Regions from separate parts of the Homo sapiens genome. Here regions 1 and 2 are each linked to region 3. Evidence: chromatin contacts called from ENCODE Hi-C or POLR2A ChIA-PET data. All regions are on one chromosome and are shown on one strand. Each heading gives the region's core, a stretch centred on a gene start or an enhancer-like site at or near the end of the contact. The rest is flanking DNA. Distances are from core to core; before and after follow the strand shown. Region 1 has its middle 16 kb from the start of TARBP1. Region 2 overlaps LOC124904555 (a long non-coding RNA gene). Region 3 holds the start of LINC02971 (long intergenic non-protein coding RNA 2971).

Region 1 (3,977 bases), core at 834-3,333, 460 kb before region 3:
GGCCAAAACCAAGAGGGCGACGAGAGTGACCTCTGGTCGTCCTCACTAATACACTCCCACCAGTGCCATGACAGTTTACAAATGCCATGGCAATGTCAGGAAGTTACCCTATATCGTCTAAAAAGGGGATCCATGAATAATCCACCCCTTGTTTAGCATATCATCAAGAAATAACCATAAAAATGGGCAGCCAGGAACCCTCAGGTCTGCTCTGTCTACGGAGTAGCAATTCTTTATTCCTTCACTTTTCTAATAAACGTGCTTTCACTTTATGGACGTGCCTTGAATTCTTTCTTGTGCGAAACCCAAGAACCCTCTCTTGGATCGGGACCCGTTTCCTGTAATAGTGTGTCAGCTGATATCTACAGAAAGAGGGAGTCAACTAGACTAGAATTGAGTAAAAAGCCTCCTCCACCCCCAGGGGAAACTATGTGGAAACCCCAAGGCAGTTGGGAGCAGGGAAGAAGGAGAGTGGGGAAGGCCAAACGAATGGAGTTGACAGAGGAGGCAGGACAGGTGGGCACCCCAGGCCAGGTAGGACAATCAGCCATGAATATCAGACTCATTCTAGGTGGGAAGCGACTGTAGGGTTGTTTGAGGAGAAGAGGGAATGGTGACTGCTTTGATTTGCATGTTCAAAAGTATAACCATTAGGTTGAAAGAGCAGGATCCCAAATGTGTAGGAGAAATCACTCACCAACTCCTTGATTCAACATTCCAGGGTTATTCCTTCTTTTCTTCTTAGAAAAAATTAGTAGAATACACGTAACTTAAAATTTACCATCTTAACCATGTTTAAGGGAACAGGTCAGTGGCATTAAGTACATTCATATTGTTGTGCGACCATCTTGCAAAATTGAAACTCTCTGCCTATTAAAAACTAACTTCTGATTCCCCACTTCCCCAACCCCTGGTGACCACTTTCTCTCTCCTCTATGAATATGACTCCCCTAGGTACCTCATATTAGTAGAATCACACAGTATTTGCCCTTTCGTGACTGGCTTATTTCACTTAATATAATGTCCTCAAGGTTCATCCATTTTGTAGCATGCATCCGAACTTCCTTTCTTCCTAAGGCTGAATGATATTTCATTGTATGTGTGCCATGTTTTGTGTATCCATTCATCCATCAGTGAACTCTCGAATTGCTTCCACCTTTTGACTATTATGAATAATGCTGCTATGGACATGGGTGTACAGACAGACAAGGCCCTGCCTGCAATTATTTTGTAAATATACCCTCAAAGGCTTTTTCTTGAATCCTGATTCTGGGAATTACACTATACTAAACACTATGGGGGTTTAGAAACCTAACTATGACAGTCTCTGACACCCCAAAGAGACAGGAAAATGCCCCCACCCCTCTCTCTGCAGCTTTCAGTGGAGTAAATAAATAAGTGGTGACTGATGTGATTAAAAAGACAGAACTAGTTAACAGGACTGGGTAAGATGCTTAGGTCAAGTCAATAAAAGATGAAGAACCACTGGAGGGTTTTTGTTTGCTTGCTTGCTTGGTAAATTGGTTGGTTAGTTGGTTGTCTGATTTGTTAAAAAATTAAATTAAGTTAAACATAGAAGCACCTGAACTGAATTAGGCTACAGAAAAATCCCACCAGAGTCCATATGTAGGATGAATTGGAGAAGGAGGGGAAACTGGAGACAGAGGGCCTAGAGAGGAGGCTGTGGTAATAGCCCAGACAAGAAAAAATCAGGGTCTTAAATGACACCGTATCAGTGGCCATGGAAAGAAAGGACTCTTTCTTTGAGGTTAGTGCCCATTTGCGATTGGTTGACCCTGATTTCAGCAAGATCTGGTCTCTGAGCCCACAATGTGCCTCTACCTTCTGGACTGTCAGCCTCTGTCAGAGGTAGAACATTTCTTCCCCTAGGGGATCCTTCCATGAAGAAACATCTCCATCTGCTTCATCTCCTGCTTCCTTGTGACCAAATGAAATCCACCCAGGAGAGCTCTGCATCACACACCAACGGTCTCAGGGCTGTTTCCAGCAGCAGCTTTGAAGGACAGCTTCTCCGAGCAGGAACTCCCACTGGGCAACTCAAGAAGCCTCTAGGCGACTCAGTCCCTTTAGCTATTTTTAGTGTGCCTTTTACATTCAGAAACTGGAAACCTTCTGTACAAACTCATTTTTTTTCTGCTTCCCTCAGGCAGAAAGTTTCAATCTTAAACCTTCATGCTAAATGACACAATGTTTGAGAATTTAGCTTACTTTCTTTCCTCATTGTTACCGCACTATTCATACCTCTAAGTATGCAAAGAGCTCTGAATCTTACAGTTCCGGCTCAAGCAGCAGTCAAATTGCAATGAATGAGGTCTCTAACTGTATTAAGACCATGATGTCAAGCTGGGGGTGGGGTGGGGAGGGTGTGCAAAACTATACAGTCATTGAGGGACACAAACTTCAACCTCCACCTCCACCCCAAACACACTACAAAAAGTAATGCCTTAAGCTTGAACATGAGCACCGTGTAAGAGGTCCTCACGTCCAGAGTTTGTCCTAAAAGATCTTTCTTTCCTTTCCTTTCCTTTCCTTTCTTTTCCTTTCCTTTCCTTTCTTTTCCTTTCCTTTTCTCTTTCTTTCTTTCTCTTTCTTTCTTTTTTCTTTTTCTTTCTTTCTTTCTTTCCTCTCTCTTTTCTTTTCTTGTTTTTTTTTTGTTTTTGTTTTTTTTTTTTTTTTTTGAGATGGAGTCACACTCTGTCACCCAGGCTGGAGTGCAGTGGCATGATCTCAGCTCACTGCAACCTCCTGCTCCCGGGTTCCAGCGATTCCTCTGCCTCAGCCTCCTGAGTAGCTGGGACTACAGGCACCCGCTACCACACCTGGCTAATTTTTGTATTTTTTAAGTAGAGGCAGGGTTTCACCATATTGGCCAGGTTGGTCTTGAACTCCTGGCCTCAGGCGATCCGCCAGCCTAGGCCTCCCAAAGTGCTGGGATTACAGGTGTGAACCACCACACCTGGCCATAAAATTTTATTTTTTAAAGAGCATTCTTTAGGAATAGGATATAACTAGCTTAAAAAAAAATCTACTTTAACATCTTATTTGCTTGGTACTATTAAGAATTCTAGAAGAAATTGAGCCATGTGACAGTAGAAACATTAATGTTTCATGTTCCATTTACTTTTTTTTTTTTTTTTTTTTTTGAGACATGCTGGAGTGCAGTCGCATGATCACAGCTCACTGCAGCCTCGATCTCCTGGGCTCAAGCCATCCACCCACCTCAGCCTCCCTAGTAGCTGGGACTACAAGCATATGCCACCATACCCAGCTGATTTTTTTCTTTTTTTTCATAGACCTGAGGTTTCTCCATGTTGCCTAGGCTGGTCTCAAACTCCTGGACTCAAGCAATTGGCCAGCCTCAGCCTCCCAATCATTTACTTTTTCTTACTTGCAGTACCCACTGCAGAAAGTCAGACTACTAACAAACGTCTATAATTGGCTAATCTCTGAAGTACTGGAAAAACATCCAGAAGAATAGGACATGAAGCTGACAACACGCTTCATGAGGAATATGACATAAACTTATCCCCCCTTGCCCAGTTTTTTACTTTGAAAATTGTCAAACATATGGAAAAGTTCAATGAATAGTACACCATTCAAGGGCACCATACTTCACCTAGATTCACTAGTTGTTTATAGTTTACCAATTTTCCTTCTCTTCCTCCATCTTTCCTCCTATATATGTGATGTATGTGTGAGTATTTACAGACACACACACATTTATATTCATATACGCCAAACCATTTGAAAACAAATTGTAAGCATGATGCCACTTCACCTTGTCACACGAACAGCCTGGCTGCTCACACAAAGCCTGTTCGTGGACTCTCTTCACGTGGACGCGCGTGACACACCTTAAGTGCTTTAATATGTACTCCTAAGAGCAAAAACATTGTCTTTTATAATCCCAGTGCCATTATTACACTCAAGAAACCTAACATTGATATTTTAAGGGA
Region 2 (3,985 bases), core at 1,091-3,590, 280 kb before region 3:
TCTGCCCAAGTCCTCTTAGGCCTCGCACACCATCCCTCTAGGCAAAAGGACTCCCCCTGTCCGACCCTAGAACACAGATTCAGCAGGGCATCATGGCTTGTGCTACCCAGGCTGGCTGGCTGAATCCCTCTGCCACCGTACTTCAGGAAGAAAGGGAGAAAACAAATTTACTGAGGACCTCCTATGTGTCAGGTACCCAGCCGAGCATTTTTATAAATGTTCTCTCACTCCTTACCAGGTGGGTACTGGCATTTTCATTTTGACAGCTGGGAACACAGAGAATAAATAACTTGTTGAAGTAACTCAGCTGAGAAGTGATAGGACCAGAATATAAGCCTGGAAAGGACACGGGAAGGATATAAAACTAAAAAATCAGGAGATCTCCAATTTAATTAACCTTTCTGAATCTCATTTTTTTTTTTCTCATTAACGGAAATGGCTAACAACACCTACCTCATGGAAATGTGCAAATTAACTGAGGACATTATTTTGAAAGGCTTTATCAGCTGTGGAGGTTTCTTTTCTCTTGGTGCCTAGCACACTCCAATGCTTAATAAATATTTGTTACTAGATTGATTTCTACGTCTTCTCTTAAAAGCTGCACTATCTGTTAGTCTCCCATGCCACGTCTCCCTGCTCTTAGCTGGTTACGATAATATTCGTGTACCCAACTTTGAAAAAGAAATCATGCCATGATTTGCTGAGAACCATTTCCAGGTCCAGCATGATGAGAGAGTCAACACTTACCTGCACACATTTGCAAATATTGCGTAATGTGCTCAGGAGAGAGAATTCCTCCCAGTATTTTTGTAACCTGTGTTCGGTGGTGCTAACTAATTCTAATGTGTAACATCAGTTTGCTTCTCCCCCTTGAAAGATAGCAACTGTCAATAATCATCACCGTGTCTCCCACTTGCAGAGCTCACTTAAACCGTCTAAAAACCCTTGATAGGGAGTGATATCAGCCTTTTCCCTCTGGACCAAGCTACCTAAGGAAAGCAGTATTGGTCTCATGCTAAGTCATTTGTTTTTGCTAAGAGTTTTATTGTTCCTTCACACGATAGTGATAACTGAGTTTTGGCTTCTAACTTATCTTTCCATGCCTTCTGAGTATTTGCACACTATATTTGGCATATTTCATGGTCTGTGCTTCTGTTCTTTATTTCGATTTTCAGTTTCCTCCTTCGCCCCTCCTTCTTTCCATGATTACCCAGCTGAGCTCCATGCAAACATGTCTTCTCTATTTATTCACATCACAATATCATTTTGACCCTCAGCTTTCCTATTTCATGTTTCAGAAATTTCCCCAAACAGTACTCCCTTGCCCTGGTGTAATTAGAGCTCCTATCTCTGAACCTCTAGAGTTACAACTTGCCCTGATCCACAGTTTCTTTCCTGCTTGTGAATTTCCTTTCCTCTAAGTAGTAAAATTAGTAACTCTTTGCATTTCTTAATTGTAGTTTCAACAGCTTGGATTCTTTTTGTAGGAAACTTGCTTACTCTTTGGAGCTCCTTTTCCACCACAACTAGGCCGTACAAAACCAAAGTTATTTTTAAGATGGAGTGGTCCTCAAAAATAGGCACCAACCAGTGCTTTTGTACATAAAGTCAATAACTTCTAGATATAGATTTTCTTTCTCTACCATACGCCCCTGCTCTATACAATTACCCAGTGATCAAAACAGAAACCTTAGCCAAACAAACGCATCCTATGGTGTGCAATGCTTTTCCTTTCTTATCCAATATACAAGGCTTTTTCACTCTGCCTAGTTCAACTCTTCATAAATATTAATCGGTCCCATTGATTCATCTTTCCATTTTACAGCCATTAATAGACACCTCTCTGGATGGACATCACATAGTTTATCCACTTTAACCAGGCTGATCGATTCTCTTTTCTGAAGAACGCTTGCTTTAGAGAAGTCAGGGAAACCAATTTCTCTTCTTGTTTTCTTTTACCAGTCTTCTGAAGAAGAGCCAAAGGTGAGAGGCGCTCTAACCCATGAGGCTTTTTTTTCCCCTTCCTTTCTGTCCTCACTCACAGCACCTCTTTCTTTGCCCCAAAGCGCTCCCGCCACATCTGTGCCCCAATACCACTTGTTACTTAGCATCCATGCTGGCTGGCTGCCGTGGCCACACTTACAGGTGGTGTGGGTGGGCACTGTTCTCGGTCCACACATCCTCCCCAAGAACCCTGTTGAATGGAGATGTGACAGGGCCAGGGGTCACTTAAAGATTGTTCACAGGCTGCTAACAGGCTGGGGGAACAGTGGGTCCAAGTCAGAGCTGCTCTTGCCGTGGGTGATGGCTGGTCTTCTTTGGTTAAGCTGACCCAGCACTGCTCAGCCAAGTCTCTCATGGTCAAGTGTTATTTCTTCCAGGTAGTGGCCCAAACAAACATTCTTGGAAGGCCACTTTCCTTTGTTAACTTTATTAACAGATAAGTCTCTAGTACGAAAGAGTTCTGGGGCCACCTGAGGCATAGGGACAGTTTCTGTGCTGCTTGAGAATAATCCCTTTGGGAGATCATTCGCTTAGCGGCCAGAGACTTGTGTGAGCCTGAGAGGTAATTAGGTTATAGGTGCCGAGCAGATCCACTTGTACCAGCTGTTCTGGAAGAGAAAGCAGATGTGTGAATGGAAGAAAGAGATGCATTCGAGGTTACAGAATGAAGGTCAGCGGGAAAGATGAGAATTCAGGATTCTCACTGATAGTTAGAGGTTTGTTGGTTTTTAATTCCCAGAAGAATCATGAAGAATGGATAGTAATAATAATACTTGACCCATGCACACTCTTTTATATACTAGACACTGTTCTAGTGGTTTAAATGTATTCACTTATTTGATCTTCATACCACCCATAAAAGTCCCCATTTAATAGATGAGGGAAAAGGACACCCACAAGTTCAGTAAGGTGGCCAGGGTCACACAGGGAGAAGGATGTAGGACCAGGACTCAAACCCTGGCAGTCGGGACCCATAGCCTTAACTGTGTGTGTGCGCACGTGTGTGTGAGAGAAAGAGACAGTGGGGTATGTTTCAAAGACAGACATGGAGGTGGTGCTATGCATATGGTTCATATGAGTCCCCTCCAAAGACTATTTCCAGACTAAATAGTGGCTCCAAAAGCTGACATTTACTGAGCGCCTATTAAATCTTCTCGAATTCTTACAATAATTCAGCAAGAATTTTCAGTTTTGAGGTGAGAAAACAGAGATTCAGAGAAGCGAAGCGAATTGGCCAAGATTACCCAGATAGTAAGGCAGATGGCGGACCAAGACTTGAGTCCAGAGGCCAAGCTCTTTGTGGCCCACCTTGTCTGGAGAGGGCCCCCTCACCTTGTCAAGTGTATGAGTCAATCAGACTATGAAGTAGCTCACAGAACTCTTTCATAAATTTGTTTGCATTTTCATTACACATATTATCCAAAAGAATCTTGTATCCTATGTCATCTGGCTGATAAATTTCTGATCTCACTCTATGGATCACTGGAAGAAGAGAATGGACTCCTCCTTGCTGATCATTTTTATGTGGAATATCAAACCAATGTTGTGGATTCATTGACATGCATATACTTCAGAACTAAAGAGAGAGCACAGTGATAGTCCCTGAATGCTTGCCCTAAGGAAGGAGCTTCCCCAAAATACAAGGCAAGAAGATGCTACACGGGTCTTTCCACTCCACAATTTCACTTAGGATCTGATTGTTTTTGCATTTTCCCTTTCGAAGAATTTTGTAACTAGCCAGAAGGTAAGAATGTCACCTCCGTCCTAATCTGGACATGAGCTAGGATCTAAACTTAATGGGCAAACTCATGTGTGGCTTCGGGCAGCATCATTTTGCATGGGGTTTTGTCTGAAGGTGGATGAAGATGCAGGTAGCTGAGGGGGACACTAACATGGGGAGGCCAGTGTGGTGTCTGTTTGAAACTGGTCTGTAGCCCAGCATGGTCCCCAGGCCAGAGGATCTGCAGGCAAGACTGTAGGT
Region 3 (3,745 bases), core at 1,246-3,745:
AGATCACCATGGAACAAGTCGCCCCAGGGCATGGCTGTCTCCAGCCGCTCTGAGTAGCCAGCGGTGCAGCCAGCTGGTCTCAGATTTGGGCTGTGATGAGTCTGGATGGCAGAAGAACAAGAGGGATGGGAAATTGAGGGAGGGCCTCATTGAAAGGGCTCACTCCAGGAGCCAGAAAACCAGAAGAGCCTAAGGGACCCAGAGCTAGAGTGAGACCAGAGATGCACAGTCCCCATGAGGACAAAGAGCCCAGTGAGGAGAAAGGGAGAGGTAAAAGGATAAAAGAGTCAGAAGGAGTTTCAGAATCTAAGAGCTCCAAAAATAAACCTTTCCCTTTGTATCACTTTTCTCTTTTTACTTTAGTTGCTCTCAACTTGCTGCTTCCTTTTTTTAAAAATTCTAGCAATTCTGCAGGAAACCAGAAGTGTGAACCAAACACAGTAACTCTAGGTGTTATGGCGCTGTCCTGCTCACCCTTCTTTTGGCCTACTGGCTTCAAAGGTAGGCACACACACCGTCCCTTTTCTAATGATCCGGTCGTGGATTCAGGCTCAGTAAGCCAAGACCACAAGCAACAGGGCTTGGGCTCCATCTGCCTCGGCTGCTTGCAGCTGCCTTCCAGGAAGTGCTGGAACAGCAGAAGCAGCTAGCAGTGCGCTCAAGAAGTGGTCAGCAGTTGGGAGCAGCTGGAGGAGGGGAGGCCAGTGAGCAAGTATCAGCTTGGGAAATAGGGTTTCGGCTGAACAAAGTTCACTGCTGTTTTCTGAGAAAGCAGAACCTAGTGGAGCCACCCTAGAGAATAAGGAGAGGAGCAACTGGAACTGAGTGTTGGCTCCAAACTTCCACGGCATGATATGCTTGGCCACCCAATTGTGATCAGGGCCATTGTTGTTCCCCTGGGGGCAGGGGGCAGAGGGCAGGCCGCCGCTCGGAGTAAAAAGGGAAGACAGACAGGCAGTCCAAACACCACCAAATGACAGAGATGCAGACCAAGACAAAAGGAAAAAACAACAGAAGGGATTTTTGTCCTTGAGACGTGCTATGCAAATTCTTTTCAATTAGTTTCCTATTAATGATTCCATCTTGAACATTTAGAGCTGCTCAACCCAGGCAGCATCTACGTTTTGAAGTAGTAAGTTCTCCATTCCTAGCAGAGTCGGAGGAGAAGCTCAGCTGTTATCCACCAGAAATTCTATTAAAAGGATGAAAGGTTGAACTAGATGACTTCTCATTCTGAAGACTGTAATTCAGCAGAACTGACTAATCCCTGGCAAATGATACCCTTTCTGAGTATGCATGTGTCACTGAAAGTCACTCAGACAAACCAGACTATTTGTAAATAGGTCTGATTATCTGCAAATTAGTTGATTGAAGGTTCCCGGGTATCAAGCAGGGCTTATTTTAAGAAATTAAGTTAATTTAGATAATAGCTGTGTTGAAAAGCAACAAGTTCAAAAACAATTAAAAAGAATGCAGCTTCCCTTTTATTTTTTTCAACTCTATATTTTCTTTTCAAATTGCTTCTAATAGACCATCTGTTAAGAAAGCCTCTTTTGACCGGGTGCAATGGCTCACACCTGTAATCCCAGCACTTTGGGAGGCCGAGGCAGGTGGATCACCTGAGGTCATGAGTTCAAGATAGCCTGAGCAACATGGTGAAACCCCGTTTCTACTAAAAACACAGAAATTAGCTGGGCGTCGTGGCACGCGCCTATAAACCCAGCTACTCTGGAGGCTGAGGCACAAGAATTGCTTGAACCCGGGAGGCAGAGGTTGCAGTGAGCTGAGATAGCACCATTACACTCCAGCCTGAGAGACAGAGCAAGACTCCATCTCAAAAATAAAAAAAAGAAAGGCTCTTTCGTAAATTACTTAAATATGCTTAGAAGTCATTATTACTTTTTAAGTCAATAGAAGTCTTTTTAGTTTATCTAATAGCATATTAATTCCTATGCTTTATGTGTTTGTACCCACACAACACCCAGCCCTGCACCTAACACATAACAGGTGCTCAATAGATGTTCATTGAATAAATTGGTTGCAAAAACCGAGTGTATACATTGAACATTTCTGCATATTGGTGATAATAATAGTATTTTGAACACTTGTTCTATGCCAGTGACTGGGTCAAATAAACACTCAACCTCATAGTAATATCTGCGAAGTGATTGCTACATTAGCCCCATTTTACAGATGATGCAACTGAGGCTGGTGAGAGGCAGAGCCAGGATTCAAGGCCAGGCCTGTCCAACTCCCGAGCCGAAGCTCTCAGCGAGGGTATCAAACTGAATCTGAATCCTCTTAGTTTATCTATTTTAAAGTGCTGCATGTGGTATGTTCAGGAGACGAAAACTCTCTGATGAGGCACGTGTGGATGGGATGGCAGGGCTGAGAAGGCCGGCTCCCCCACGGGGTGTGCACAACCTACCTCCCCAGCTGTTTCTGCTACCGGCTGGGGCCTTCAACTCCACCGCCTCCCCTCCCCCAGGCCCTAAATCACTCTCAGGCCTTTTGTTCTTCCCCACAGCTGCTCAGCAAATTCCTTGATTTGAAATTACGATCACAGGTTGGAGTGCTACTTAAAATAATTTTGCCAAATGTTCCATCTCTCTGTGTTGATGAATATAATGGATGACAATTTAAAGAGCAAAAAAAAAGTAAGTATTCACTTTGTTGAAGACAAAAAAAAAAAAATCATAAGCTGCATGCATAGCATTAGTTTGGCTCTGAAAGATTCATTCCCCCAGGAAGCTAGCCAAATGCTGGACTTTTGTGAACCGCAGCATGGCCGGGAGAGCAGGCTGCTGGCAGGTATGGCCTGCAATAGAGGGAGAGAGCAAAGGTCAGGGCATGTGTTGGGTTTGTTTAAGCATGAGTCAGAGGAGTGGGGGTAGACCTGGGGATCCAATTTCCAATTTCCTGTGCAAGTCACTGAGCCACACTTCTCCCCTTCCCCAAAAGCTTTTTATGCGTACCGCTCTGCAGAACAAAGGGAGATATGGTAGGGGGACACATAAATAACAGGGACAGGCCGGTCTTCTTGAAGGTGGAGCCTCTCTTGAATTTGGAAAATGCAAGCTCTGAGGGAAGCGGGGATGAAAGCAGACCACACGCATCTAGCACTTTGGCCAACTGAGGCTTCCTGGGCTTGGAGGTCCTCACCCGGGGCTCTTAGCGCAGCCTGAGCCCAGTGTGAAGCCATGGGCCAGCCCTTCCTGCAGGCGGGCCCTGTGGCCAGGCTCAGCTCAGGCGAGGGGTGGCTGGGCCATGAGGAATCAGAACAAAGCTTCTTCCTTCACACCCGGTCCTGCTCAGCAGGTGGACTCCACGTTAGACATTTCCCCCACGTCCTAAGGCTTCTTCCAGGCTTGAGCCCTGAAAAGCAGGTGGGGAGAGATGAGCAAATGCTGAGCAAAAAAGAGGTGGTGGTGACGCCTCTCTAAAGTTTTCCATACCAAAAAAGCCCTGGTACAAGGCAGGCACTGCTGGCAGCCCGGCCCCACAAGCTTACTTCCAGTGCAGGAATCCAATGGGAACATGTGCCCCCAGGGCCACCCGAAACGCAAACTGCTCTCTGAAAACCAGGTCAGCCTCTCTGTAGGAGTCTTGCCATGCAGAAAACACCAGGCCCTCTGGAAACGCCCCCTGTTCACTGAGGGTCTCTGGCTGGCCGGCACTATGCCCAGCAAGGCCACCTCCCGTAAGTGACACGCCAGGGTCTTGCTGAATCACAATAAGCTGGGAG

The links. Hi-C counts contacts between places; a loop is a spot of excess contacts on that map. ChIA-PET counts read pairs that join two places held with the same protein, here RNA polymerase II (POLR2A). Pooled maps may share reads with other maps.
Region 1: a pooled map shows a loop between it and region 3 (5-fold over the local background). The contact joins the enhancer-like site here to the promoter of LINC02971 in region 3. A Hi-C loop is called at or near these places in 11 of 168 maps with a recorded cell type or tissue (Caco-2, Calu3, HepG2 and 8 more), 34 of 37 single-sample maps with no recorded cell type and 20 of 50 pooled maps. POLR2A ChIA-PET finds 5 or more read pairs at or near these places in 10 of 52 experiments (A549, AG04449, B cell and 6 more).
Region 2: a loop to region 3 is called in a pooled map, with 2.3 times the contacts of the local background. The contact joins the enhancer-like site here to the promoter of LINC02971 in region 3. A Hi-C loop is called at or near these places in 1 of 37 single-sample maps with no recorded cell type and 2 of 50 pooled maps. POLR2A ChIA-PET finds 5 or more read pairs at or near these places in 2 of 52 experiments (OCI-LY7 and naive thymus-derived CD4-positive, alpha-beta T cell).

What each region holds. Positions count from the first base shown.
Region 1 is chr1:234,493,313-234,497,289 of GRCh38, forward strand. No RefSeq gene overlaps it. Among named protein-coding and RNA genes, the nearest start is that of TARBP1, 16 kb to the left of the region's middle. RefSeq lists an enhancer at 1,823-2,032. Within about 2 kb of position 2,084, at least 10 of the 41 ENCODE cell types and tissues checked have a DNase peak (open chromatin) inside an H3K27ac peak, as active enhancers do; they include GM12878, IMR-90, PC-3 and 2 more, where a contact is called at or near this core.
Region 2 is chr1:234,670,379-234,674,363 of GRCh38, forward strand. LOC124904555 (a long non-coding RNA gene) reads right to left here. Exons shown (of 2, transcript XR_007066952.1): 2 at 1,024-2,612. Among named protein-coding and RNA genes, the nearest start is that of LINC00184, 43 kb to the left of the region's middle. Within about 2 kb of position 2,341, at least 3 of the 41 ENCODE cell types and tissues checked have a DNase peak (open chromatin) inside an H3K27ac peak, as active enhancers do.
Region 3 is chr1:234,954,704-234,958,448 of GRCh38, forward strand. LINC02971 (long intergenic non-protein coding RNA 2971) reads left to right here and starts at 2,496. Exons shown (of 2, transcript NR_186179.1): 1 at 2,496-2,657. LNCATV (lncRNA negative regulator of antiviral signaling) reads right to left here. Exons shown (of 4, transcript NR_125945.1): 3 at 2,976-3,375; 4 at 2,639-2,818.